4 separate regions of the Homo sapiens genome follow, and all the other regions are linked to region 3. A link is a contact called in ENCODE Hi-C or POLR2A ChIA-PET data. All regions are on one chromosome and are shown on one strand. The core of a region is the stretch at or near the end of the contact, and the rest is flanking DNA. Distances in the headings are between cores, read along the strand shown. Region 1 holds the start of BCAT1-DT (BCAT1 divergent transcript). Region 2 holds the start of BCAT1-AS1 (BCAT1 antisense RNA 1). Region 3 overlaps ETNK1 (ethanolamine kinase 1). Region 4 has its middle 21 kb from the start of BCAT1-AS1.

Region 1 (6,928 bases), core at 251-2,750, 2.3 Mb after region 3:
ATAAAAGTATCTTGTGGAAGGGACAGGGGTTTTTGGACCTACAAAAACGCGTAATTAACCACAACTGCACATGGACAGGAAAAAGCTGGAAAAGCAAGACTGTTCATTCTTAGTTTTCTCCTTTTACTTACTAAAGCTATAATCAACTAAAGTGTGTTTTTCATCTGAAATGAAACAAGCATGAGGAAGCCAGAAATAGAACCTCTAACTATAGAAGAAAAGTTGTGTGATCTCTGTTGAATACAAAAACGCATAGTTTCCACTCGGTTACTGTTTAATTGTAGTGAAAGTTTTTGTTTGGCAACAAAGGCGCTATTTACATATTATTTCTTCTAAGTGAAACTATGGTCTGGGATGGGTTGTAGATAAGAGCAGTTGAGAACCACGCTTCATCTCCCTCCTTAGAAACTCTGAAACGAGGCTTTATTCCTACCAGAAGTTCAGATTGCATTATGGTCATCTCAATTCCAAAATGTTAGATGGCAAGAATATCTGCCCATCCTTCACTTTCCTTGGAAAAAGTTGCTCTTCGGGTTTTATATGCGATTGCAGTTTTCCAGTGTGTGAAACTAGGAAAACAAAACACTCAACGGTGTACATCCCTACACCTAAATAGTCAGAAATAATAGGCAGCTAGGCTAATTATCCTTGATTAGCAAGATCAGAGCCATTAGGGTGCTCACTGGTTTAACAAATGAATGCCCTTAGGCGTCTATCATTTGTAACTCCTAGAAGCTTTAATTTCCACAAGAAACAAAATAAGAGGGGCCTTCTGCTTTTAACAGTGAAAAGATCGTTCTCCCTCCCCTCTCCACCCGGGTCAACTCTTCCAGCCGCTCCCTCCTGCATCACGAACACACGCTGCAGGAAAGCGCATTTACAGCCCGGGACATCCCCAGACCTCCTCTCCAAAATTCCCCACCTCCTGTGCATAGGAGAAACTGAGAGAAGCCCTCACTTCCTTTCCAAACTTCACAAGCAGGGGAGGGAGCTGTAGCAGACTTTCACCTCCGTTCCCAAAAGCGAATGTGAAAAAGTCCGAGAAGGCACGTCCTGCGAGTGGAGGTTAAACCGAAATCTGAACAGAATGCACGGTCCCCGCAAACTACGATTGATAAAGAAGATACTGAGACGTTTGCGGGGGATATAAGCCATGGTTGTCTCGCCTTCCTCCCCTCCCTGCCAACTATGTTTCTTGGAGAAATCGCCGGTTCGATTCACGCACACATTTTTGTAAAACACGGACAAAACCATAAGTAGTTACCTTCATTGTTCCGTCGGCCACGAGGGAAGCTCGAGCTGAGCGGAGGGCAGATCCCAAGGGTCGTAGCCCCTGGCCGTGTGGACCGGGTCTGCGGCTGCAGAGCGCGGTCCCGGCTGCAGCAAGACCTGGGGCAGTGCCCGAGGCGGCGGCGAGTACACGTGGCGGGCTGGATTGCAGACCGGCCCTCTCGCGGCGGAGACTCGCGACCTAGCGGATTGCATCAGCAGGAAGACACTAAGGCTGCTCCCCCAGGCCGCCCCCAGATGGTGGAGTCTCTCCCAGCCCGAAGATTCGGAGCCAGCGCCCAGACCCGAGCCTCACTCACTGCTCACTCCCGGGGTGCAGGGCAGAGGTGCCAGTGTTGCAAGCAAATGACACGGTTACCCCCGAATCAGCCACTGTGGGTGCGTATCCGAGTGTGGGGATGCCCGTGTAACATTTATATGGAGACGTCAAGGAGGAGGAAATAAACAGATCAGAGGTCAAATGTGATTGCCATTCCGTCATCACTGGCTCCTGCCCACCTCCCTACTGTCCCCAAAGTAACTTTGCTGCATGCTGAGAGGACCACGGCACAATCCTGCCCAAAAGTATACATGTATCCCCCGCGGCTACTTTAAATGTACTTTTGCAGTAGTCAAGAACATGTGCCTGGTTTGCCGATCTCTTTCCCAGAGTTCCTTAGTCACCCTCAAATATAACCATTTTTGCCAATTTATTATGTACATGGGGGAAAATTTTTAATCCTTTAATTTGAGCATATAAAATTCTTTATAATGTGAAATTGCCCAGTAGCCTAGTTGGTCCCCTGTAAGTTCCCTCCCCACATCTATACAAAGCTCCAGGATTGCTACTTTTCCATGTCCAGCGCCTAGGTCAGCCTCCATGACTGCTTAAGTGTGCTGCTGGTTGACCTCCGCTGCCTCTCTGTCAAGCTGGCAAACTCCTATTTTTGTAAATTTCAACCCAAGTCTTTGCTGTGGAAGTTGCTTCCAATGCCCTCAAACAGAACTGGGCCCTTGGTCTATGTGCTGCACTTTGTCCACATCCTTTCTCAAAATCAATTATTTTATTTTATCATTTTTTAATGGAGATGGGGTCTCACTAAATTGGCCAAGCTGGTCTTGAACTCCTGGCCTCAGCAATCCCCTCGCCTCCGCCTCCCAAATTGCTGGGATTACAGATGTGAGACTGTGCCCAGCTTCTTAATTTTACTTTAATTATTTGTTTGCACAGTTGTCACTTCAGTGGATTATGAGATTCGTAAGGGCAGATCCTTTGTCATATTTATCTCCCATACCAAGTGGCCTGCCGTGGAAGAGAGGGAGTGTTGAAAACAAATGTGTCAGTGCTTAATGACTGTTGGTCAGGTGAATGAATGGTTAAATTATGTGTTCAATAAATGTACTGAGTGATTTCTACATGCTAGGCTGGTATATAACAGTGGTTTGTAATCTGAAATGTCTCAAAATGGAGCCATTTATGACAAGGGTTTCAGCCTCCAGTGAAATTGCTGACCCCTCAAATTGATAAGCATATGTATGGTGGACTGAGGTGATAAGATAACACCTGCTGTGGCCTGGCACCATTGGCAAGAGAGTAAAGAGAGAGGCAGCTGAGATAATGGCTATGGGCACTTGCGGATGCTGTGAAAACCAAAAAGTAATGAAAACCTGAAAGTAACTGACCACAGCCAAAATGCTTGCAGAAGTTCTGCCCTGAGAAATCTGTATCTGTAAGCATTTAATCAGCCATTGAGTCCTTGTGAAACCTCCTGGCCCCCGTCAGTGAAAGCACAGCTAGATAGATTTGAACCTGACACTGACATGAGACAGGCAATGTGCAAAATGCTAGGGACTGAGTGGGAAACAACAAAAATGTTCTTACCCTCATTAAGCTCATATACTAGTGTGAGAAACAGAAAGTAAGCTTTAAATCAGGTAGCAAAATGTTTATCAACTGAGGAATGGCTAAATAAAACATGGTATCATCCATACAATGGAATATTATTATATTCTGCAATAAAAAGAAATGAAGTACTGATTACATGCAGTCACATGGATGAACCTTGAAAACTATGCAAAGTGAAAGAAGCGTCTCACAAATGACTACATATTATATGATTCCACTTATCTGAAATGTGCAGAACAGGAAAATCCATAGAGACAGAAAACACATAGTTGTTTTCAATCTGGGGACAGGGTGGAATGCAGAGTGAATGTTCATGGGCGTTGGATTTCTTTTTGAATTGATTAAAATGTTCTCAAATTAGATTGTGGTAATGGTTACACAACCCTGTGAACACACTAAAAACCACTGAATTATACCCTTTAAATAGGTGAATTGTATGTTATGTGAATTATATCTCAATAAAGATGTTACTCTATGGCCCGGCATGGTGGCTCACACCTGTAATCTCAGCACTTTGGGAGGCTGAGGCAGACAGATCACTTGAGGTCGGGAGTTCGAGACCAGCCTGGCCAACATGGTGAAACCCCGTCTCTACTAAAAATTAGCCGGGCGTGGTTGCGGGGTGCCTGTAATCCCAGCTACTCACAAGGCTGAGTCACAAGAATCGCTTGAACCTGGGAGGCAGAGAGGTTGCTGTGAGCCAAGATCATGCCACTGCATTCCAGCCTGGGCAATAGAGCAAGACTCAGTCTCAAAAAAAAAAAAAAAAAAAAAAAAACAGGTACCATGTGGTAAATTTTATGAGAAAGAGTAATAAGGGGATAGAGAGTGATGGGGTCATAGATATAAATGCATTAATAAGTTCTAGAGCAAGCCTGGCAATTACTCCTAGATCCAACGACCGCCCCTCGCCCCCCTCTCCCTCAATGCAGGATTTTTCTCAGTCCCTTTGCCAGTCAAGGACCTCTAGCCGGCAATGCCGGAGGCCTAGCTCGGGGCATACTACCTGCTGCAGGAGGCACCCCACGCAATTTGCCCGCCTGAGACAAGTTTGCCTTGCACATTGGTTCCTGAGTTCTTGCCCCATGCCCAAGAAAAATGAAGATGTGCTGACAATTGAAGAGTGAGCAAGGCGGGGAGTTTTACTGAGGGATGAAACAGCTTTCAGCAGAGAGGGAAGCGGGGGTGGTCCCCCTACCCGAAGGCAGGAAAGTCTCCTCCATGAGGCTGAGTCCTGGGGCTTTTTATCGGCTCAGAATAGGGGAGGGGCAGGCAAACAGGAACAGAAATTCTCACTCTGCGTCATGGATTTCATCCAGGACCAGCAGTCTGGTCTTTCAGCCTTCAGGCTGTTTTTGGCTTGAAGGTACAGTTTCACCTCCAACCCTGTTGCTGTTACCCCTACTTAAGGATTCTTTTGATGTTAGCAACAAAGGAAGAGAGAAGGTAGTATATATTTAAAAAAAAAAAAAAAAAAAGAGCTTGAAGGGAAGTGAGAAAGTTAGGGAATTAACATCCACAGAAGAATATGAGGGCCGGGCGTTCACGCCTATAATCCCAGCACTTTGGGACGTCAAAGCAGGAGTTCAAGACCAGCCTGGGCAACATAGCAAAAGCCAGTCTTTACAAAAAATGCAAAAATTAGCTGTTTGTGGTGGTATGTGCCTGCAGTCTAAGCTACTCCCAAGGCTGAGGTGGAAGGATCACTGGAGCCCAGGAGATCCAGGCTGCAGTGAGCTGTGATCACTTCATACTTCACTGCACTCCAGCCTGGGTGACAGAGTGAGACATCATCTCCAAAAAAAAAAAAAAAAAAAGAAAAAAAAAGAATATAAGAACAATCTAGCTATGTCTCTCCTCCCATTTCCCTTTAGTGTTGATAGAAGGGCCCCACAGTTCTCCCTCATTGTCAACTGTAAACTCCCAAAGCTTCTCTCCCAGACAACACACATGCTTTTCCCAAATGATGAGGCTCATGATCAACGAAGGTTGTTACTCTGACAGTGGCACTGTACTTCAAACAAGTCACAGTAAAAGATATTTAAGGAAAACTGGATCCAAACTGGATATATACCATATACCCATCTATGGGCAGTGTCTTTTACTGAAGAAGAGACAGCATTTCTAAGATTTCTAATAGACACTAATTTTGAGGTTGACTCCAGAGCGCCAGACAGTCCAGCTTCATTTTGTCCTCACTGTTATTAACAAAGGCTTTTATTGCCATCATTATGAAAAATATGTGCCAACTACCTGCAGAATGTCTTCCCTGTATCTTACTAAATTTTCTCTAGGAAAGCAGAAACTCACAAATATTCTCTGCCTTGAGTTATTAACAGTTCCTGGAATTTGAATAGGAGAGTTTACATAAGGCAATGATACTCTGTCTTAAAAGAGGAAAATCTACTCTAAAATTCTACTCTACACACTCAGAAAACAATGTCATTCTCTTTCTCTATTTCTCATAGTAAAAAATACTTCAAAATTGTACTGTTTTTATATTTCCTATAATACTTGCATTCATTGCCCATTACATACATGTGCACACACACATGCATACACACACAGACACACACCAAGTTCAATACTCGAAAATCATTTATACTGTACTTTTTGGGAAATTTCCCATGACAATTTTGACTCACTGGATTTATTTTTATCCTTGTTGTACACACTCTAGTACCTAATCCCCATGTAAAATTAGATTTACTGGGTTGGGCGCGGTGGCTTATGCCTGTAATCCCAGCACTTTGGGAGGCCGAGGTGGGCGGATCACGAGGTCAGGAGATCGAGACCATCCTGGCTAACACGGTGAAACCCAGTCTGTACTAAAAATACAAAAAATTAGCCAGGCTTGGTGGCAGGCACCTGTAGTCCCAGCTACCGGGAGGCTGAGGCAGGAGAATGGCTTGAACCCGGGAGGTGGAGCTTGCAGTGAGCCGAGATCGCACCACTGCACTCCAGCCTGGGCGACAGAGCAAGACTCCATCTCAAAAAAATAAAAATAAAAATAAATTAATTCCTATCTATTTTGAAAGGATATTGTAAAGTCTTCTTTCTGCTAGTTCTCTAGAACCTCTCAGGGTACTTTCCACCCTGACGCACAAAGCTATCCTCCTTCTCCTTGAAACTCCTCCCTTCCACGATAGGATTCTGAATCTCCTCCAGCCTCTCTGGCAGGTCCTTACACCTTATTTATGATCACCTCATGCCCTCTAAATATAGGCAAGGTGTTCATCCCACCTGTATCTGATCTTGAATCTCCTCTTTATACTCTGTCCTCTAGTGTCTCTACTATGACCTGTAGTCTGATAACTTTTAAAACTATACTAGATCTCTGGTTCATCTCTATTCTAACAAGCCCAATTAATCCAAATCCAAGCACATAATCTTCCCTTTTTAACCTGCTTCCCTCTCTCTGCTGATGTCATTAATGTGCTTCCAATTATCCAGCCTCCAAACTTTCATATAGCTCCTATCTTTATAGATAGTACTTAAAGCAAGAGAGAAAGATATGAGCCTCCCCCATCCCGTAATCACTAAGCCGTCCCAATTGTATCTCCACAAAATCTCTTAGTCATCCCCCTCAGTTCCCACTCTCACTGCCCTAGTTTGGTCATTCATTGTACTTTCCCTCTGGATTACTGTTATCCCTGCCTTTAATCTCTCCCTGCCCCAATCCACCCAACACACAGATGGCTAGTAATCTCCCTAGTCCTCCGTTCTGATTAGATTTTTTTCTCCTGTTCAAAA
Region 2 (6,714 bases), core at 1,027-3,526, 2.1 Mb after region 3:
TAGGCTGCAGGAAATGTAACCTATGAAATTTTCTCAAATTAGCTTTCAAACACACACAAAAAATTGCATTTGTTTGAGGAGCAGAATGTAACTTATATTAAAGAATAAACTACTATTTAGTATCTGAGTGAAGTACAAAAGGAGGCACTAAAATCATTGAGGAAAATCCCATGTTATATGGCTTACATTAATGTTTTTCTAGGTAAGGTAAGGTAAGTTACTACTACCAAGTTATGAAACACCATTTGATGATTGCAATTCATTTTCTCTGGCATGAAGAAACAATCACTCTTGTAACACATTGATACTACAAACTACATTATGCACAGGTAGCCAAAGAAATCTATCACAATTCAAATGCAACAGTCTGTCCCAGTAGCATACAGTTGGTATCCTCTATTTTCCATTGTATCCTCTATTTTCCATTCAGGATAGCACAATTGTCCAGTCGCTCTCTTCTCTTCCATACTGCAACAAAAGCAAGAAAACGTGTTTCAGTACAGAAGCTAACAGGGCAGAAATAGCTTACAAACAAACTTAATACCGCCAAGGTTACACAAAAGGTTCGCTTCTGCTTTGAACAACATTTTCACATTAAACATGTTCACATTAAAAACTGGATTAGAGAGAAAGAGAGGAAAAGAGGGACACCATATAAAACATAAGATAAAAGCATACATAGGGAGTTTTTTAAAAACCAAATACCTGAAAAGAATTACAAATTTTACAATTATTGCTGAACTCAAATTCATAGCTGGTATAGGTCCTTTATCTATTTAGGTACATGCCTTTTCATTATCATTTCTCATTGAGTTAACTTGCTTAATGACTGTGACTTTTACTGTGAAAAAGTGATCCTCAAAGTGTATTCTCAGACCACTAGCATCAGCATCACCAGACAACAAGTTAAAAATGCAAATTCCCAGACCTCATCTCAGACTGAATCAGAATCTGGGGATGGGTTCCAGCAACCTGTGATTCAGCAAGCATCAAATGATTCCGACATGCACTAAAGAGTGTTTTATGCTCATAAACAAAAATATGAAGTTGACAAGTCCCATGGATTTTAACAGAGACTCTGTTCTCTAAATCAAAGTTGTTCATGCTGTGTTAGCATTTTTCTTATTTCTTCAAAAGTTATGTAACTGTATCATAGTCAGAATTTCATTCTTTGCATCAGCAAATACTTTGGTTTAAAAGCAAGCCTGAATTTTAATATTCAAAATGAAATTAAATGAAATAGAGATATTCCATACATCACAAATAGAAAGCTAGTTCTATATTCATTCATTCAATCAGTCAGTCATTCAACAAAAATGCCTGTGTTTATAATAAGTTCTCACTCTGTGAGCAATTAATGTAGGCCAATGTCATCATGCCAGGAGTTTTACAGGCTTATTACCTCATTTAATACCCACAGTAACTGTACATAGAAGGTACCATTATCAATCCATTTTATGAATGAGAAAACTGAATATTAGGGAGATTGAATAACTTGCTCAAGTTTGCAGTTAACAGATGGAAGAGCCCAGACCCTAACCAAGCTCTCTCTCACAGCAAATTCCATGTTCTTGACCACCACCAAGACTGCTCGCCATGTGTTCACCGAGCCTTGTGTATTGAGACTGACTTGGAACAGATCTTTCCAAGCCAGTGTATCAGGCCACTAAATCTGTCACTATGGGTTTGCCTAAATCACTCAGACTATGTCTATTTTCACACGAAATGGCTCTTCTAGTCCTAATTTAACTTTAGTTTAAATTAATATAAAACATCAGAATTTCTGAACTAGAAACAATGTTAATAACCATCTAAAAGGTAGGAGATGACTCAAATAAGTGGGGCTCTGGATTTTACTTCTTTACTTCAGAACAATCCTACTTTTATCCATTTTGTATATTGGGATTCCAGGAGTGATCTCTTTTGAAGAAAGTTCTGCTGCATAAAAATCAAGTGTAAGGAGCAATGAATTTTAATCCAAGCTTCTCATCTTACATATAAGGACACTAAGGCTCTAGGTCACCCTTAATTTTGACAAGCCCAGTTCTCTGCCTCTGTCTGATGTTCTTTCTCCTATATCACAATGTACATGTGCTGTGTTTGTCTTAAAGACCTCAGAGAGCAGAATCTATCCAAGTGGTAAAAATACTGGCAGCCAAGAATGGGTCTACCTACCACCTGGTAGTTTACATGCAAAGGGGAATAAAGGAAGCCAAATGACTGTAAGTTTCTTGCATAATCCACACCAGAAAGCATTGCCTACAGACTGTAACTGCCCGCTATTGACTCTGTTGCTTCATGATGAATGCTGGATGAAACATCTTCAAATTCTACCTGATTTATGTATGATGTCAACATGACTTAAGGTAAGGGCAAAATATGTGTTTTATTTTCCTTACTTGGATTCCCATTAATATATTAAACACTTTCACCATTAATAACAGTTCATTGGCATTTTAGCAGATCTACAGAACTGTGATTCATGACTACTGTCACTTCATCTTGAATTTCATCAGTTAAAGTAAATTTGCTTTCAATTAGTTGTTTTAGTTTTATAAATGATCAAAAATCAATTTTGATTACAATGACAGTCGTAGGCCACATATCACTCTGCGAACCTGCATAATATGCACTAAGCTTTACTCTTCTCATTCTGTAATTTATGCTTTTATGTAAAATCATAGCATTCTGAGAAGTGCCCAAGAAATGTGATATTACAGGTAATTCATAATGTCTAGAAGTAGGCATTTAGTAATCAGATTTTCCATTTGGCTGATGGATAATGCAATTTAATTTTTCAAGGGAAAATAATTCTAAGTAGAGATGGCAGATTTAAGCAGAAATAGAAATTATATTATTTCCTTAAGAGTAAGTAAGTATACATAGAGGGAGGGAAAAGAGAAAACATGTCTTCATGGACTAGGATGTCATTATACTCTTGTCATTATACTCTTGTCATTGTCATTACAAAACAACAGTGCAGGCTCACACCTTCAATGTTTGGTAGGGCGGCTGTAAGTCACACTTACTTAGTTTTGTTCACTGGAATCAGAGATGGTGTCAAAGCAACGTGGCAAGTCAGGTCGAGCCTGCGGGATGGTATTTTGAGCCCATGTGGAAGACTTAATGAAATGTGCAGAATTTTAATCTTTTGCAAATTCCAGCGAGAACACTAAACTAAAACACGACTAATGACAAGTTCATTACCTCACATTCGAGGTACATAAGGCAGATAATTTCATACGGCTTTGCTAAATGCCTTTAAATTCCTGGCAAAACAAAAGCACAACCTGCATGTCATGCAGTCACTCTACGCAACGCCAATAAAACTATAGTCAGTGCTGCCTACCAGGTAGCAATCTGTCATTCTTGCTCTAAACCCTATTGAAAGGCTGTGCAAAGCTTTGTAATCCTGTAACACGTGGAGGAGGATGTGCTGGAAACAGAAGGGGCTGGGAAGCTGGTCCAGGGACTGAGTCACACGAGGGCAGTCTGGAAACAAAGTTTGTATGCACACGGAGGACAGCTTAAGACATTGGTAGGGAAGGGGGTGGAGCCTTTAACTTCTTATGTAACTAAGTCATGGAGCTGCTCCATTGAAAACAAGAAAAATACAATAACCACTAATAGTCATTTGTCCTTGAAAACTGTAGCCACTAGTGAGAACATAGATTTTTTTAATTCTATCTGGTGACCTGCAATCAATACAGATCCTGCTCCTATCTCATTCAAGCTGCCCCTTTCCTATGCTTCAGATGTCCATCTCTGGATCTTTGCAGTCGCTGCTTCCCACTTTATGGAGCTTCAACAGCAGCAATGCTGATTATTCACACATGCTCCCCCTGATACTTAAAAGCCAGGCTCTAGCTTTTATGTGATTATTTGTTGACAGCAGTGTCAACATGTATCTCATTTTGAAAAAAATCTAAATCAAGATCTCTTAAGAAATAATTTGATATTATTCAAGACCTTCCTCCCATCTCTTCTCGGAATGTGTTAATATACAAGAGCAATACATGTTTTGCTCTTTAGTATTTGTTTGGTGTTTCACTTGCCCATTCACTCCTTCAAGAAACATTACTGCATACGCATTATACCCTAGGCTCTGTGCTGAACACTGGAGGTATAAAGAGAGTGAACGATTCAAACAGCCCCAGAGCAGAGAGAAGTGCATGACTAATTATAATGTAATTTAAAGGCCTTACGGGATCATCCCCAGCACTGTGAAACTGGAGGAAGAAGCAGCATTCAAGTGAGTGAATGTGTATTTGGACTGAGCAAAGGGAATATTCTTCAAGAGAGATTCAAAAGGCTTCTGAACGAGATGAGTCATAAAGGACAGCCAAGGCCTTATCCAGGTGAGCAATTTCTAGAAGGTGCAGCAAAACCTGGAGGCATCAGAGAGCAGAACACAACTGCAGAACAGAGGACCCCAAGTGGCAGAGGCAAAGGTGAGTATGATGGTGAGTAACTGGAACAGTAAGGAATTTAACAGTAGAGAAAAGAAACACGTCGACAACACGGCCAATGCTCTCCAAGTTTAAGTTTGGTTAAATATAAACACAGACGTGCTTTTCTTTGTTGCTTTAAAAGAAGAAAAAGGAAAAACGAAACTGTCATTTGAAAAATTCTTCTCTTAGGAGGTATTTATAGAGCAATCTAAGACCCAGGGAGTTATGTGGACAATTAGCTAAATGGGATGAATACTTAACCTCAGAGATTATTACTCATATGCAGAAGTACAGAAGTTGAAAAGTCAAATCTGTGGTTATGAGGGAATTTTTCCCCTGAGCCATACTGGCAAGAATCTTGAAGGTTTTTTCGGTGGCTGTTGTTGGCCTCTTCTTCAATTTATCAGAGCACTTTGTAGAAAACATCCATGCTCCCATGTCATGCCAAAAGTAATGAAATGTAAAACATGATGCAATTCTATGCTTTTTCCTTAATAATTACTGAAATTTATTTTTCTTGGAGAAACAGACAATCTAGGAGCTTAGCTGACAGCCTCAATTTGCCATCTTGTAAGAGTAATTTTGAGACTTTAAGTTCCATGCACATAGGCATGAGATAACTGAGACGTGCTCTTCAATTCTGAAGGGATGGTCCTTTGTTACTAAACAATTTGTAGCACATTTGGTAGTTCTGGTTTGTGGTTAGTTCAGAACCACTGTTTCCACCTGTCCTGTGATTGCATGCCTTTGTTTCTTTGTTTAGTATGAGGTTCTGAATATATCATTTAGTTTTTTGTGTTAACTACCATTATACTTTACTACCAACGGTGAAAAAAGAAATTATTCATTTCTTATTGGCCATAAGCACTAATTTATAGAGGGAGTATATAAAGTTAGGGAGAAAAGGTTTTTTCCCCGTCTCCCATCCTCTGCTTAAACTATATATTTTACTTTTAAACTTTTTTACATGGTCTCACATTTACACTGAATATTTGTTTTGACTTTTTTTTTTTTTTCATTTGTTTTGACTTCTTTTTTTTTCAGATGGGGTCTCACTCTGTTGCCCAGGCTGGAGTGCAGTGGTGCTATCATGGCTGACTGCAGCCTCAACCTCCCTAGGCTTAAGGCATCTTCCCACCTCAACCTGTAGCTGGGACTACAGACATGTGACACCATGCCCGATTAATTTGTTTGTTTGTTTGTTTGTTTGTTTGCATTTTTTTGTAGAGACAGGGATTTGCCATGTTACCAGGCTGATCTCAAACTCCTGGGCTCAAGCAATTCTCACGTCTCAGTCTCCCAAAGTGTTGGGATTACAGGCGTAAGCCACCATGCCTGGCCACCTTCTTCATTTTTTTGCCCCCTTTTTCTTGAGTAAACCACCAGTACCTAGAATAGCCCCTGCATATGGCTTGCACTCAATATACACATTAAAGAGTTAAACAAGAACATTTACTTTAGTCACTAACATTCTGATATGGTTTGAATTTGTGTCCCCACCCAAATCTCATGTGGAATTGTAATCCCCCATGTTGGAGGAAGGGCCTGGTGTCAGGTAATTGCATCATGGGAGCAAACCTCCCCCTTGCTGTTCTCATGATAGTGAGTGAGTTCTAAGGAGATCTGTTTGTTTTAAAAAGTGAGTGGCACCTCCCACCCTCCCTCTCCTCCTCCTGTTCCCACCATGTAATATGTACTGGCTTCCCCTTTGCCTTCCGCCATGACTGTAAGTTTCCTGAGGCCTCCCCAGCCATGTCTCCTGTATGGCCTGCAGAACTGAGCGTCAATAAAACCTCTTTTCTTTACAAACTACCCAGTCTCAGGTAGTTCGTTACAGCAGTGTGAGAACAGACTACTACATATCCTTTTGGCTTCTATAATCTTACTTTTAAAAATGCTCTTTCTGAGAACTTTGGTAATGGTTTCCCATCTTACCCCAAAATTGTGTGTTTGGGCTTCTCTTTCAGTCACTTTCAGGTTTGAATGCACATATTTTGTCACCATTTCAATTTTGATGAGTTGCATTTCTGCTTTTGCCTCCTAGAGTTTCCTTCCTCAGTGAAAGCTTCATGATCATGTCTGCCAAACACCTCCACTTAGATCTTTATACCAATTCAATAGAGTTCAATTTTTCTCAGCCTAGTGACTACGTTTTCCTTTTCTATTAATCCTTTACAGCCAAATCAAATGAGTTTACATTTCCTTCCTTCCTTCCTTCCTTCCTTCCTTCCTTCATTCCCTCCCTCCCTCCCTCCCTCCCTCC
Region 3 (7,014 bases), core at 2,744-5,243:
GTAAAGCACACATAATTATTTTACAGTTACTAATTACATGCTAATTTCCCTGTAAGTCCAAAACCCATATTTTTCCTGACATAAGTTGTGTTACTTTATGTTGTGGTCTGTTATGCAGAATTAAGCCAGTAAGATCATTTTCAGATGTTTGTCACCCCTAGAACATTTTTCACATTTAAATATATTTATTGCTTGTGAGATTTGGATTTTCTTTTGTGTTTATATTTGTATGTCAAGAAACAAAGGCCTTTGATATAATAATGTGTAAGCCTGTTAGCAATTATAACCATTAAAAACACTAACATCTATCAGTGCTGATGGTAAACTTTGCTTTATAAAAAAGCACATCACAGGAACTGGCCTCTATTTTTCAAGTGATTATAATTTACCATAATCTCCTTTGGTGTTGACGAAAGTGATCTGTAGCCATCTAGTGGGTGCAGACGTCAGTAGGATCTAGGTTTTAGACGCTTTATATAAAAAGAACAGCAAGAAAGTGTGGTGCATGGAGTTGATTTAGAGGATAGAATTAGCAATTCATATGTGTTTTACAGAGAAATTCATTATCATAATTTTTGATTTTTCTTTCCTTCTTTTAAGGCTTCTCATTTCTTTTGGGGATTGTGGGCTTTGATTCAAGCCAAATACTCCACTATTGAGTTTGATTTCCTTGGGTAAGTTAAATTTTATTATATGATTACATTGGTCTCTGCTTTTGTTTGGATTAACATTAAGAATTCACAGGGAATATTGTAGTTATTTGCAATCAATTATAAAAGTTGTATACACTTAGTAATTGGTCTGTGAAGAAATTGCTATAAGCTGTTAAGTGCTCGCAGGATTAGAAAAGTGTCCAGTAGGTGGTGCAATAAACTAAAAATATGTCCTTTGAAAATCTTAAACTTTAAGAAAACCAGCTTAGAGGACTGAGTGAAAATAAGGGAAGGACCAAGTTTTTCAGCTTTGACTAATTTTTTTGTTGTTCTCTTTTCTCACTAGGTATGCAATTGTTCGTTTTAACCAGTACTTTAAAATGAAGCCTGAGGTTACTGCATTAAAAGTGCCTGAGTAAAGAAGAGATTTAATTATTCTCCAGTAGCTGAGCAATGCTTGTGAATCTTTTCTTAAGAAATCCCAAAAAGCCAATATTAGTTAAAATTCTGTTGTTTAATTTGGTTATCTTGCTTTATAAATTATGCCTCTAAACAATCAAATCTATTTTTGAAATAGACTGAATGATGTCAAGAAATATACCTACTGCTATCCGTATGTGGTGGATTAGAAATGTGTTAAATCTGCAAAAGGTATAAAGATGTCAGTTTAATTTCTTTGATAATTTAACCTATGTTGTATGTGAATTATTTATTATAAACTTAGCACGATTCTGTGACTGTTTTTCTCTGTTTCACGTTCGTTGAGTGTAAGCAATGAAAATGTCCCAAATAAGTTTTTTAAGTTTTACTTTAATAAGATTAATTTCAGTAAACATTCTAGTTGTTCAGTGTAACCTTTTTATCTTGATGCATTGTAAGTAAAATGAATCATTTACTCTTGAAATGCCAGTCATTGACTGATGTAGATAATTTAGGATTTTCATATAAAAATAGCTGTTTAGGAAGGTGAAATACATTCACTGTCTCTGTTGGTGGTACATCTTGTTGAATTCAATATTAGAAAGTATTTCTTTTTGGGGTAATATAACTTAGAATTAAATCCCTGTTTCTCTATGTAGTCTGGCAGTATAAATATAAATATTTACCATATAATCTTGGAATAAGTATTAGTTAATGTTACCAAAATCTGTATTAAATAATGTTTTCAAATGCTAAATATGGTCGTTACTATTTTCAGTTTTAAAAATTTTATAGTATCAAATTGTTTCTAACCAAAAATTTCCTTTTACTTCTAGAGATGCTTTATGTTTTTGATTATTAAATAGTCACTAGTATTGCTAATTTTTGAAACAAATACACAAAATTTATCATATGTAGAAATAAGAAAATATTGTTTAGGTTAATTATTTTTTACCTATCCAGAGTCATTCCTTACATTTCAGTTTCATGTTTCATTCCTCACATTTTAGTTTCATGTTTTAGTTTGATTCTATGTTTTTAGACTGATAGCAAATGATTACTTGATACATGTAAGTTCAGCGTTATATGTTGAGGCAGTTATATAATTAAATAAGGAACACTTAGGGCATTGATCTTGTACACTTAAAATCTGACAAATGACAAAATGTGAATTAAGCATAAATAGTCATGGCAGGAGGGCTTTTGTTTATTTCTCTTGTTTTTGTTTAACTGTATTTTTAATTTTGTCTGGTGGTAAGAGGGAGGTAATTATTGTATGGAAAGAAGTTAGATCTTTCAGATAGATAAATAGGCTTCAGGTTTTGAAGTCTGCTCTGTGTAGTTGAGCAGTCATGGTTAACTTTACTTAGAAAATTAGTCTGACAAGCTTTGCACTTCGGTCACATAAGTGCCCATGTACAAAGTTGGCTTACTGGATCTGCATATTCAAAATATGCAACTACAAATTTATCCTCTGAGAAATCTTCTGAGGAGTCTAATGTATTCCAAATGACTTAATATTCTCAGACAAATGCTTTAAAATACTTGGATTATCTCAAGATTTTTGAAGCTAATAAAGTAAATAGAAACACAGGCCATTTTAAATGGTAAATTCTAGTTACATAAATATAATCTTAAAGTATGTTTGTATCTGTAACAGTGTTAGACCAGATTTGGTTTCTACCTCCCCAATGTTATAAATGTTCACTTTTGTTTTTATAAACCATATTACTGTAAGATCAATAGAACTTTGCCTAGTTAAGTGAATGGAACCAATTAAACAACTAGTAGCTTTTTATAATGTTAGTGTGAACTTGAAAAATTGTTTTTGGTGGAATTTTTGTCTGTGGTTAGAACATTTTCATAAAACAGATAAAGAATGTGTAATACTCTTAATTTTTTTTTTTTTTTTTTTTTTTTTTTTGCTTTCTGCCTTCTAAAGTGCAACAGTATATATCTTGTAGAACTGTGGGAGGAGAGAAGATAATTTTTCTACCTTACTCCATATTCTTACTTCAAACTATTTTGAATAGAGGTTCACTGAGCCATTGCTGATAGACTGTGCATAGCTACTAGCTGTCACACTATTGTAGGTTTTTTGGAGAGATTCATAGGGAAGTGAATGTAACCAGGAATAAAGGCTCTCACTTTAGCTCTGGGACTATGCAGTGGATCTTGGGAACAAAATAAGATATCTAATCTATTTTCCCCATTCTGGCTAGATTTTGGTTGTTGTGATGCTCCTACTTCCTGTATAGGTTTTTGGGATCATGGTGCAGGCTAGTAATAGGATTCAGAATTGCTTCCCTTTTATATCGACCATGTAAGGGATTCTAAAGGAGGGTAAATCTCAAAGTGCTCTGAAATCATCCCTCTAAAATCTGTCCTGTGGTGTGCTAAGATGTCTGTTGCCTTTTTATGTTAAGCTAAGGAACTTGAATGCCTTACCTAATAACTCAACTAGTAGTAAGCTCATTTTGTAAATATGAAAATGGCTGTAAGAAGTGGCATTCATGTATATTCAATGTTAGTCAATAGACCATAGTGGCCTGGATGCTTTAACAAGCCAAATTCCGCAATTTTTTTTCCTTTTTTCCCCTTCATACTTGTATGATCTCACCTGACCAGTGATTTCTTTTCCTCCTAACCCCATGCTACCACCATTTTCTGGAAATCAAAGAGATGTGGTAGTAAATCATACAGTACACACGATCATCTGAGATCAATATGAGCACAAAACTCATCAAGTAGGTCTGCCTGGAATGTATATAAAAAATGTAAATAAAAATTTGTAAATTAGTGTGAACTGTATCTTGCATATGAGACTGTGTATTGTTTTGCATTCTCTTCCCTTTTGTAGAAATTTTTCTGTAAGGAAATGATTCAGCTTGTTGGTTTTAGAGTAAAAATAGCCAACAGTTGTGGCTACACAGTGAGATCACAGGAACTGGAAATAGGGTTTGTCGGCTTTGGTTAATGTCAGTACTCATTTATTTAGCCTCTCAGTGCTTAATAAGACTTTTCTTTATTTTTTAGTTAGCCGTTAGGTTTTGTGAGGTTAGATTCCTGGAAGCAGTGAATTTATACACTGTTATATTAATAGAGCTCCGTTCTTTGAGTCATGATTCCAAGCTAAAGGAAATTAAAAATGTAATTTAATAATTTCCTATTTTTAGGGTTGTTAATTTTTTTCTACAAAAAAACCTTGAAATTTTAGATATCCCAATGTGAATCTAATTTCCATATATACAGAAATTAGACAAATAATAAGTCTTTAGTTCAACTTAAGCATATCTCAAATGACTTCTCTAAATTTAAAGTTGATCATGATAGGATCATAAAAGACAGAAAAGACTTAAGTAATCTTGTAATGACAATTATTTCCATTTTTGCTGAACTAAAAATATTTAACTTCATAAATATGTTACTACAGCTTCCAGATTTAAAGAAAAAAAGTTTCCCCCACTCTCAATTAAAAGTTAGAACCCTCCACTTTTAAAATTATACAAATATTTCTTTTTTACATTACACAGAAGCCTTCTGTACCATTTTACGAATTTCTGTCTTCATAATATAAGTGAAAATACTGTCATTTCAATTTTCTGCTTTAAATTGTTTTTAATAAGCATTCCAAAGTGATACAGACTTAAGCTTTTAATCAATCAGTCATTCAGTTGATAGACAAAGTTAGCGATGCTTTATGCTAGGAAACTTGTTGACAGTAACCTGTGCGACTTTATGCAGAAGACAAATGCTAGTAATTATTATGCACAGAGGAAAAATCATTTTAAGTATGTGGTAAAGCAGCTTCATCTTTCAAAATTGATTTGCTCTGGTTTTTCTTTAGTCCATTAGATTCCAGAATGTCCTTTTACTGGGAATTTAGTTATGTATTAAGATAACCTGTTTTCAGTTCTTTTTGAAAAGAAGACATTATTTATATTGAACCACCTTATTTTAAAATTTTTAACTTTTATATACCACTTGTGTGATTCCAGTGTCATGTCTTGGGTTTGATGTCGTTGGACAGAAAAGTGTATCAATTATTTTAAATGAATTTTTCCCCATGTTTGAGGCTTAGTCTGTAAATGTGTTGCTGTAACAGAAAATACTTGGGTATGCATTACTTGAATACTTGAAAACTGAAATTAATAAGATGTATTACATAATGAATTAGATTTCTCTGAACAGTTTTTACACTGAAAATCTTCATTTCTGGATTGCAGTTTGAAATGGAATGAAGACCTGAATTATTTGGGTAGAAAAAATTATGATAGTGCTTATAAGAACTGTAAACTGTTTTAAACTATTTTGTGTTTGACGCATCAAACTTCAAGTTTTTTGTAAGTTTCTCTCCTGAAATTTTCTTTCTCTTCTATACTTTATGCACTTACTATACTACTGATGTAATAAAAGAGCAGGGTTAAAAATATTGTATCTGTATTCATTGTGAATCCTGTAGCTTTTCTAGTTAACAAAAAATCGCTTTCTAAAATACTCTTAATCCCATTGTTTTGGTTAACATCTTACCCATTTGTTGTATTTCAAATGCCATTAATCATTTTAGTACAACACCTATGTTTATAAAAATTTGAAAACATTACATATTGTATTTAAAACTAATTAGTGAAGAGTAAGAAAAAAACTAGCCAACAGAATTGTAGGTGATGCATTAGTTAAATTTCAAAACTCATAATAAAGGAACTTTCAGAGATTGGTTGAAACCCAGTGGTATCCCTGTAAATTAGCTCCTGTGACTGGAAAAGACCCCAAAAAGGCAGTAGAGGAGATTAGTGTTTACTTGCTGTGGTTGTGGTGTGCTGCTACTTAATTATAGGTAGTGACACACTGAAATTCTTATTTGTCCAATAATCTGAAGTAGTTTCCTATATTTATCTGTACTAAATTGACTATAAATTGAGTCTGCAAAGAGGAAACTTTTTGACTGTACTGTATTTAGGAGCCTTTGTACAGCTTGGTCAAATTTCCATGATATGAAGTATTTGAGTTTTAAAATATACTGTTATTAAAAGGAAAAAGACATGGCCATTATTCCATGTGCTTAAATGATAATTTCCTTATTCAGTTTCAGAAGAAAAAGAATGAAATTGGGTAACTGTCATTGCGTTAGCTTTATGTTGAATTGGGAAATTGTGGCATAAAGCTTAAATTCGTGTTTATCAAATGTGAACCATAGTAGTATAATGCTGCTTTGTATATAATGTAAGTGCTACAAATAGTCTCAGCACTGAAAATGTATTGATACCTCTTAAATGAATGCAACTTTTGATGTAGGTGTTTTGCTATGCCTCAGAAAATATCTGTCTGAGAATTTGTTAATCTGTTTGATAATGAAGATACTTCCTGTTTTCTTGTTTCATATTTTCATGTTCAAAATTTAAGTTTTACATTTTTACTACTGTTAATTTAAATAAAATTTGTTCTGTGGATAAAATGAGGTTGGCAGTGAAGAAAATTAAAAACAGCCTCATTCATGTAACTGGTTAAGTAAAAATACATTTTCACTATGTGTTCATAAACTTTTAATGAAGCTGTTTGTCTTTCAGTTCAAATATAAGTGATGTTTAGGCTTTATTTCTGTTAATAAGGCTTTTTACCATTGATTAAATGAAGGAATGTATCTTTTTGAAGAGATTTATATTCTGTAAATAAAAATTCGTTGTAACAATAAAGTTGAGTTCTAACTACAGTGTATTCATAAATTTTATTGTTACTTCAACTTATTTTTGAGGTTTTCCTTGTGAATATCTGCAAACACAAGACTTTCCAAAGTTAGTGTATAAATGTATATGTGGAGTGATTCTTTGAATTCTAGTTTTTTGTTTTCTGTTTTTTTAGTTTTATATACATTAAAAAGTTTTGAAAAAATGTTTACTTTTGGAAAAATTTGGTTGAGATGAGACTATGGAATATTACATAA
Region 4 (6,397 bases), core at 1,436-3,935, 2.1 Mb after region 3:
ACTTAGTTTCCCCAGTGTTAACATTTTTGCATGCTATCACAAGCAGTACGTTGATGATTGCTACAACCGACCCATCATATTCAGATTTTTCTAGTTTCACTTTCACTTGTGTGTGCGTGTATGTGTGTTTAGTTCTATATCTATATATTCATTTTGAGTAATAACAATTACAGCTAATAACAATTACAGCTAAACTGTATTGAGTATCTGCTCTCTGCCTGGCATTGTTTTAAGTCCCTTTTATGTAGTATCTCATTTAATATCTCATGTATTAAGTAATACTCCTGTCTTTATTTTACAGATGAGAGAGGCTAAATGACTTCGGGGTGGCAGAGCATTCCTGCTGCAGAGCCAATTCCTGGAACTGCCACCACCATGCCACACATTGCTCATTATTTCAGAGCACCTGATGGTACATGACACAGCCTTGTGGAGCTAGACTGTATCCTCAGGGGAATGAGACTGGTAACACAATTCTAAAATAGCTATAAAATTCAATGTCTTTTATAGGGTATTTTTAGTGTGGTGAAATTATTCTGCATGATACTGTAATGATGGAGATAGGACATTATGCATTTCTCAAAACCCATACAACCATACAGCAAAAAAAGTGAACCCTCTCCTGGTTAACACGTGAAACCCCATCTCTACTAAAAATACAAAAAATTAGCTGGGCTTGCTGGCGGGCGCCTGTAGTCCCAGCTACTCGGGAGGCTGAGGCAGGAGAATGGCGTGAACCCAGGAAGCGGAGCTTGCAGTGAGCCAAGATCGCGCCACTGCACTCCAGCCTGGGCGACAGAGCAAGACTCCGTCACAAAAATAAAAAAGCGAACCCTCATGTAAACTAAGTCACTAGTGGACTTTAGTTAATAATCATGTATCAATATTAGTTTATCAATGGTAACAAATGTACTATGCCATTGTGATACATTAATAATAAAGGAATCTGGCAAGAAGGTTGGTGTGAGAGGAGAATAAATAGAGACGCTCTGTACCTTCTGCTCAATTTTTCTATAAATGTAAAACAGCTCTAAAAAAGAAAGTCTATTAATTTTAAAAAAAAGTTTTTTTAAGTCAATAGCTCGTTCAGATAGACCCAACTAACAAAGATGAAACTAACAACGTGAAAATATTTTCATCTTGGAAATCTCCAAACTTTGGTCACTGAGCATTTGTATTTTGCCAGCTGCCTTGCGTTATCTGAAGTGGCAGGAAAATAGTGACAAAAAAACTCAGGCACTTAGAGGGTGCCCTGGGGATGTGTGTGGCTTTTTCTCCTTCCATATCTTCCCCTGCAGTGACCTCAGCAGCGGGGCAGAACCAGGACAGACAGAGGAAAGTGTGTGTAATTCTCATCCATTCTGGGCCCTGTGGAATTGGAACTTATGCTTACTGCATTGTCACTTGAACATTAAATCTTAAATGTCGAAATATTCTGCAAAGCAGAGAAAGAATTTCAACATGGTATCCCAAAATCTCTTTTCCATACTTTTCTTGGAAGCTCTGTCAAAATAAAAAAATTGCTACTGCTTAAAAAAAAATTATTTTCATGTTCCCATGGAAATTCACAAAGAGAATATTGTATTTGCTTTCTACCACAAGCAGAAATAATTGTTTCTGATGGAAATCATATTAGACATGAATATCATGAAAAATATTATCTAAACTTTTATTTTGGGTAAAATATTCATCCTGTGCCTAAGAGTATCGTACACCCAGAGCAATCAGGAAAATTGCCAACAACTACCCGCTGTGGGACTTGCTACTTTGACAAACATGCTCTACTTCCAGGCAAATTGTAGCACCGCCATCCTCATATAAAACCAGGGAGACAAATTAATCTTAGTAACTATTTGGAGAAAGATATCTGAATATGTCTCGCCCTGCTCTGCCCTAAATCGCAATCCAATATTAACTCATAATCTTTTTCATTGGCTTTAGTAATGGTACCCTTTGAAGACAATCTATGAATATGCATATGGCCTTTAGGCACTTTATTTGCCATTTCATCCAATTAACAGATAATTAAAAATGCTGCCTATGAGTACCTTTTCTCCCTTCCTTTCATCACCAAAGATAACACAGTGCTTTAAGGATGAAGTGCTAGATGCAGGCCACATCAATGGCAGGTCTCAGGAGTATCAAAAACAAACGCAGCCAACCTTCCATTTCACGGAGTCTCAATCACTTTGTAACTTGACCCTCTAGGTTTGGGTTTTAATAATCTGCTATTCTCCTTTAACTAGTTAATGAGTTGTTATTGGGCTAGTCATGTTCCCAAAGTTTCAATGTGTTACTAGAGTCATTTGCATGTGGATTGTCATGGGTGGATTACTTTTTAGCACAAAGAGTAAATCCTACTTATGACTAAATTGGCAGAGAGATCCATTTATAGATACTGGGACCAGTCTTTTCCCTACTCAGTAAGGGGAAGAAATGGACAATATCTAGCCCAAAGAATCAGAGCCTGATTTGATAGAATAGTCAAATAAATACATTTTAAGGGATTTTTTTTCAATACCAATCAAGATAGGCCATTTTAACATTTGTAATATGAACAACCCTCAAACTTCAATGATTCCAGCCAGGTTTTTTTTCTTATTTATGCAACATGTCTAACATAGATCAGCAGGGATCTCTGCCTAATTTAGTCACTCACAGACCCAAGATGACAGATGTTTCATGAAACTTGTGATTCTGTGACCACTGAAGTAGGGAAAAGGAAGTTTGCAGTTGAGCACCAGCAATCAAATGCTTCCACTTAGAAGTGGCACATGTCACCCCTGCTTATATTTTATTGGTCAGAGCAAGTCACTGGCCAAGCCTATCTTCAAGGGGCCAGGAAATCACAAACTTAACAAGGGCCCAGAAGGAGGAGAATGAGAATATTTGTAAATGACTCAATAATTGCCTGCTTCCTGTGATAGTAGTTTAATAATATAATGTCATTTAGTGAAGTTTGATAATTTAGCATTGAGTGTTTCATAGGGCCTGGAAGATCTATAATAAAGTCTCATGTCATGTTGAAGGTAGATATGTAGCGTTGTGGTTCTCTACTTGTCACATTCACTGCAACTCGAGGAAAGTATTTTTTTAAGAAACATACTTTGTTGTCTCTTATTAAAACTTTTTATTCTTTTAGAAAGCAAGAAAGTCTTTGTCTCTCTCCCTCTGAAGAGTCGGTGTATTTCCACATCTAAATTAATTATAATCCATTGACTTTGCAGAGAACCAAGTTATAAACTTTGAATTAGCCCCAAGTGTTAACATATTTTTTTACTTTTTCACCTTGATTTCTCCTTTATAATTAATTTTAAAATTAATTACATTAATTTTATGCATTATATTTGTCCTTTTTATAAGTGACCTCAAGCCCTTTAGTGAAAGAGGTGGAGAGTGATAAAGAATTAGAACTGAAAAAAAAAAAACCCTCACTTTATTAAAGACAATAATTTTCCTGGTTGTGAGGTGCTATAGTAATGCAAGATAGTACCACTGGGGGAAACTGAGGGAAGGATACATAGAATCCTTATGAATTATTTCTTACAATGCGTGTGAATCTAATTATCTCAAGGTAAAAAGGTATATGTGTGTTTTTTAATCTACAATAACCCTCCAAAGAGAGTTGACTACTACTACAGGAGCTAGAAGTCTCTTCTAAAGACTTGAAAAATTCCAAGATTCTCTTTCAAACCAATTACCTCATGAAGAAAATTTCAATTTACCAGGCAATAGAAATCATTGGGGAAAAAACGCTTGGAACCATAGTCAGTAGACATTTTTTATGGATAAGCAAAAAAAAAAAAAAAAGGCAAAGGATTAATACCTAAAGAAAGCTAGGTTGGCATGGTGGTGGCTTATGCCTGTAATGTCAGCATTTTGGGAAACCAAGGCTGGTGGATCACTTGAGCTCAGGAGTTCAAGACCAGCCTGGGCAACATGGCCAAACCCCATCTCTAAATAAATATAAATTTTTTTAAAAAAGAAAGCTAGCTTGCTTCCCTTTTTCTTTCTTTTTTTCCTTCCTTTTTTTTTTTTGAAAAACATATTCACTAAACATCTCCTATTGCTAAAGACTATGGTAGGCAATTGATAAATAAAACAGAAAGGGTGTCTGTCTGCATAGTGCTTATATTTTAATGGAGGAGAGGGTAAACAAGCAAATCAATAAAACAATTGCAATTGTACTATGTGCCATGATGAAAACTAAGAGAGTGCTAAGATGAGAATGATGTAGGTGAGGAGCCACTCTAGCCAAGGTGGCCAAGAAGCAAGAAGAGCTCTTTGAGGAAATGGAGTAGGAGAAATGACTAGTGTCCTAAAAATCAGGTTGGGATCATTCCAAGCAGAAGGAATAGAATATGCAAATGGATTTGGAGGAGGTGGATCTGAGTATATTTGAGAAGCTGGAAGTTGGCCAGTATGGCTGGTAAGTGGTTAGCAAGGAAAGGCAAGAGAGGACATTGGAAACATTGTGGGCAGAAGTGCAGCACAGCAACTCCACATTTTGTTACAGGTGAATGGCAGCTCAGGTTGACATGATGACTAATATTTGTTCTAAATTGAACAAATTCATTATCAAACTAATGGAAATTAGAGTAGTTCTCTCTGCCTTATATGTCATTATTGTTCCAATATCCTGCCAAATTCAGTTTCTAGTGAAAAAGCTGATGAACAAGATTAAGCAGATACAAAATTGGAAACAAAAGTCCGAATTAAAGCCTGTTGTTAGAGCCCTACAAATGTAAATAAAGCATCAGCAACAGGGGAAATGCACTTGGTTGAGATACATGGGATGGAATGTAAGTATATTATGATTCTCACAGCCAGCTATTACCACTGGGAAGGACTCTCTGCTCCCCACGTCTTCTCCATCTGCCAAAAATTCTACTAAAGTTATATAAAACCTATTTATTTTCTTATTAGAGATGAGGCTTGAGTACAATAGTCCTTGCAGGGGTAACACTATGACTTAAATTTACATTAAAGATTAAATAACTATCCTGGAGAGAGGTTATCTGCCAAGAGTAGAGGGGGGATTGCAATAGATGAGAGGATACCCAGAGGATTAAACTTTAATGGTAACATTATTAAACTTGTTAGGTGGGTCTGCCTGGATGATGAAGGTATTGATCTTTACAGTGTTTTAGATTTTGTATATATTTCCTAATAGTTTCTTTTTAAGAAGTAGATTACTCACTTCTTAACTTTGCTAATAACTCTTTCCTAAGAGTAATTGTTAAGCAAGCCACCTCTTAGAACTGGGAATCATGAGGGAAGAGAGGGATGGAGAAGACCATCTGAGTCCATTAATGATAGATTTCTAGAGTTGAGAAAGCTTAGAATTGGAAGGGACTTCAGAGGTCACTACTTGAAACCTTTCTTTTTACAGCAGTCAATCGGTCAAAGCTATGCAGCCAGTGAGTAAAGTTGGCAGGAACAGAGAAGGGAAGAGTCTCAACTCCTGACTCCAGTCTGATGCTCAGCATTATAATACAACTGCCTTGAATTTCCTTTTCATTTAGTCACTAGTAACACCGAATTTTACTTTTGTGACTAAGGGAACACCTGGGAACTAGAAATAGACCTCAAGTAGCCTGGATAATATAGTGAGACACTGTCTCTACAAAAAACCTTAAAAAAATTATCCAGGCATGGTGGCACACTCCTTTAGTCCCAGCCACTTGGGAGGCTGAGGAGGGAGGATCACTTGAGCCTGGGAGGTTAAGGCTGCAGTGAGCCATGATACAACATTGCACTCCAACCTGAACAATAGAACGATACCCTACTAAAAAAAAAAGTTTTAAAAAAAAGAAGTGGACTTCAAAATATTTATTGGTAAATTGGAGAAACTTTTTTTTTTTTTTTGAGACGGAGTCTCACTCTGTCGCCCAGGCTGGAGTACAGTGGTGCAATCTTGGCTCACTGCAACCTCTGCCTCCCAGGTCCAAGCGATTCTCCTGCCTCAGCCTCCTGGGTAGCTGGGACTACAGGCACATGCCACCAAACCCAGCTAATTTTTATATTTTTAGTAGAAACGGGGTTTCACCACGTTGGCCAGGATGGTCTCGATCTCCTGACTTCGTGATCCAGCTGCCTAGGCCTCCCAAAGTGAGTGGCAGGAGCCACCATGCCTGGCCTGGAGAAAGTATCTTAAACAAGCTAATGAGAGGTCATAGAGACAACCATCATGGCTGAAAAGAAAAGGACACTGAAGAAATCACTGGAGGAGTAAAGCAAAAGAGCAGAATGAGCGTCATACCCAGAAGTATCACAGCAGTACCAATTAAAAGGACTGTGACCTCTCTACTGACTAGGATGTTACCAAGGCCCATTGTCCAGGTCCACAGACTGAAGGGTGAGAAAAGCCCAGAGTCTGAGACGCTGCAGATAGGTA

The links. Hi-C counts contacts between places; a loop is a spot of excess contacts on that map. ChIA-PET counts read pairs that join two places held with the same protein, here RNA polymerase II (POLR2A). Pooled maps may share reads with other maps.
Region 1: a pooled map shows a loop between it and region 3 (2.5-fold over the local background). The contact joins the promoter of BCAT1-DT here to the enhancer-like site in region 3. A Hi-C loop is called at or near these places in 2 of 50 pooled maps.
Region 2: a pooled map shows a loop between it and region 3 (3-fold over the local background). The contact joins the promoter of BCAT1-AS1 here to the enhancer-like site in region 3. A Hi-C loop is called at or near these places in 1 of 37 single-sample maps with no recorded cell type and 3 of 50 pooled maps. POLR2A ChIA-PET finds 5 or more read pairs at or near these places in 1 of 52 experiments (HCT116).
Region 4: a pooled map shows a loop between it and region 3 (3-fold over the local background). The contact joins two enhancer-like sites. A Hi-C loop is called at or near these places in 1 of 37 single-sample maps with no recorded cell type and 3 of 50 pooled maps. POLR2A ChIA-PET finds 5 or more read pairs at or near these places in 1 of 52 experiments (common myeloid progenitor, CD34-positive).

What each region holds. Positions count from the first base shown.
Region 1 is chr12:24,947,663-24,954,590 of GRCh38, forward strand. It overlaps BCAT1-DT (BCAT1 divergent transcript), which reads left to right and starts at 1,501. Exons shown (of 3, transcript NR_199054.1): 1 at 1,501-1,668. BCAT1 (branched chain amino acid transaminase 1) reads right to left here and starts at 1,439. Exons shown (of 11, transcript NM_005504.7): 1 at 1,265-1,439. The coding sequence starts at 1,270. RefSeq lists enhancers at 1,333-1,682, 1,803-1,892, 4,173-4,242, 4,623-4,692.
Region 2 is chr12:24,817,582-24,824,295 of GRCh38, forward strand. It overlaps BCAT1-AS1 (BCAT1 antisense RNA 1), which reads left to right and starts at 2,277. Exons shown (of 4, transcript XR_007063245.1): 1 at 2,277-2,366; 2 at 4,199-4,358. BCAT1 (branched chain amino acid transaminase 1) reads right to left here. Exons shown (of 11, transcript NM_005504.7): 11 at 1-468. The coding sequence ends at 427. RefSeq lists enhancers at 4,419-4,618, 5,009-5,058.
Region 3 is chr12:22,683,883-22,690,896 of GRCh38, forward strand. It overlaps ETNK1 (ethanolamine kinase 1), which reads left to right. Exons shown (of 8, transcript NM_018638.5): 7 at 601-674; 8 at 1,000-6,783. The coding sequence ends at 1,072. Among named protein-coding and RNA genes, the nearest start is that of LINC02955, 12 kb to the right of the region's middle. Within about 2 kb of position 3,994, at least 2 of the 41 ENCODE cell types and tissues checked have a DNase peak (open chromatin) inside an H3K27ac peak, as active enhancers do.
Region 4 is chr12:24,795,811-24,802,207 of GRCh38, forward strand. No RefSeq gene overlaps it. Among named protein-coding and RNA genes, the nearest start is that of BCAT1-AS1, 21 kb to the right of the region's middle. Within about 2 kb of position 2,686, at least 3 of the 41 ENCODE cell types and tissues checked have a DNase peak (open chromatin) inside an H3K27ac peak, as active enhancers do.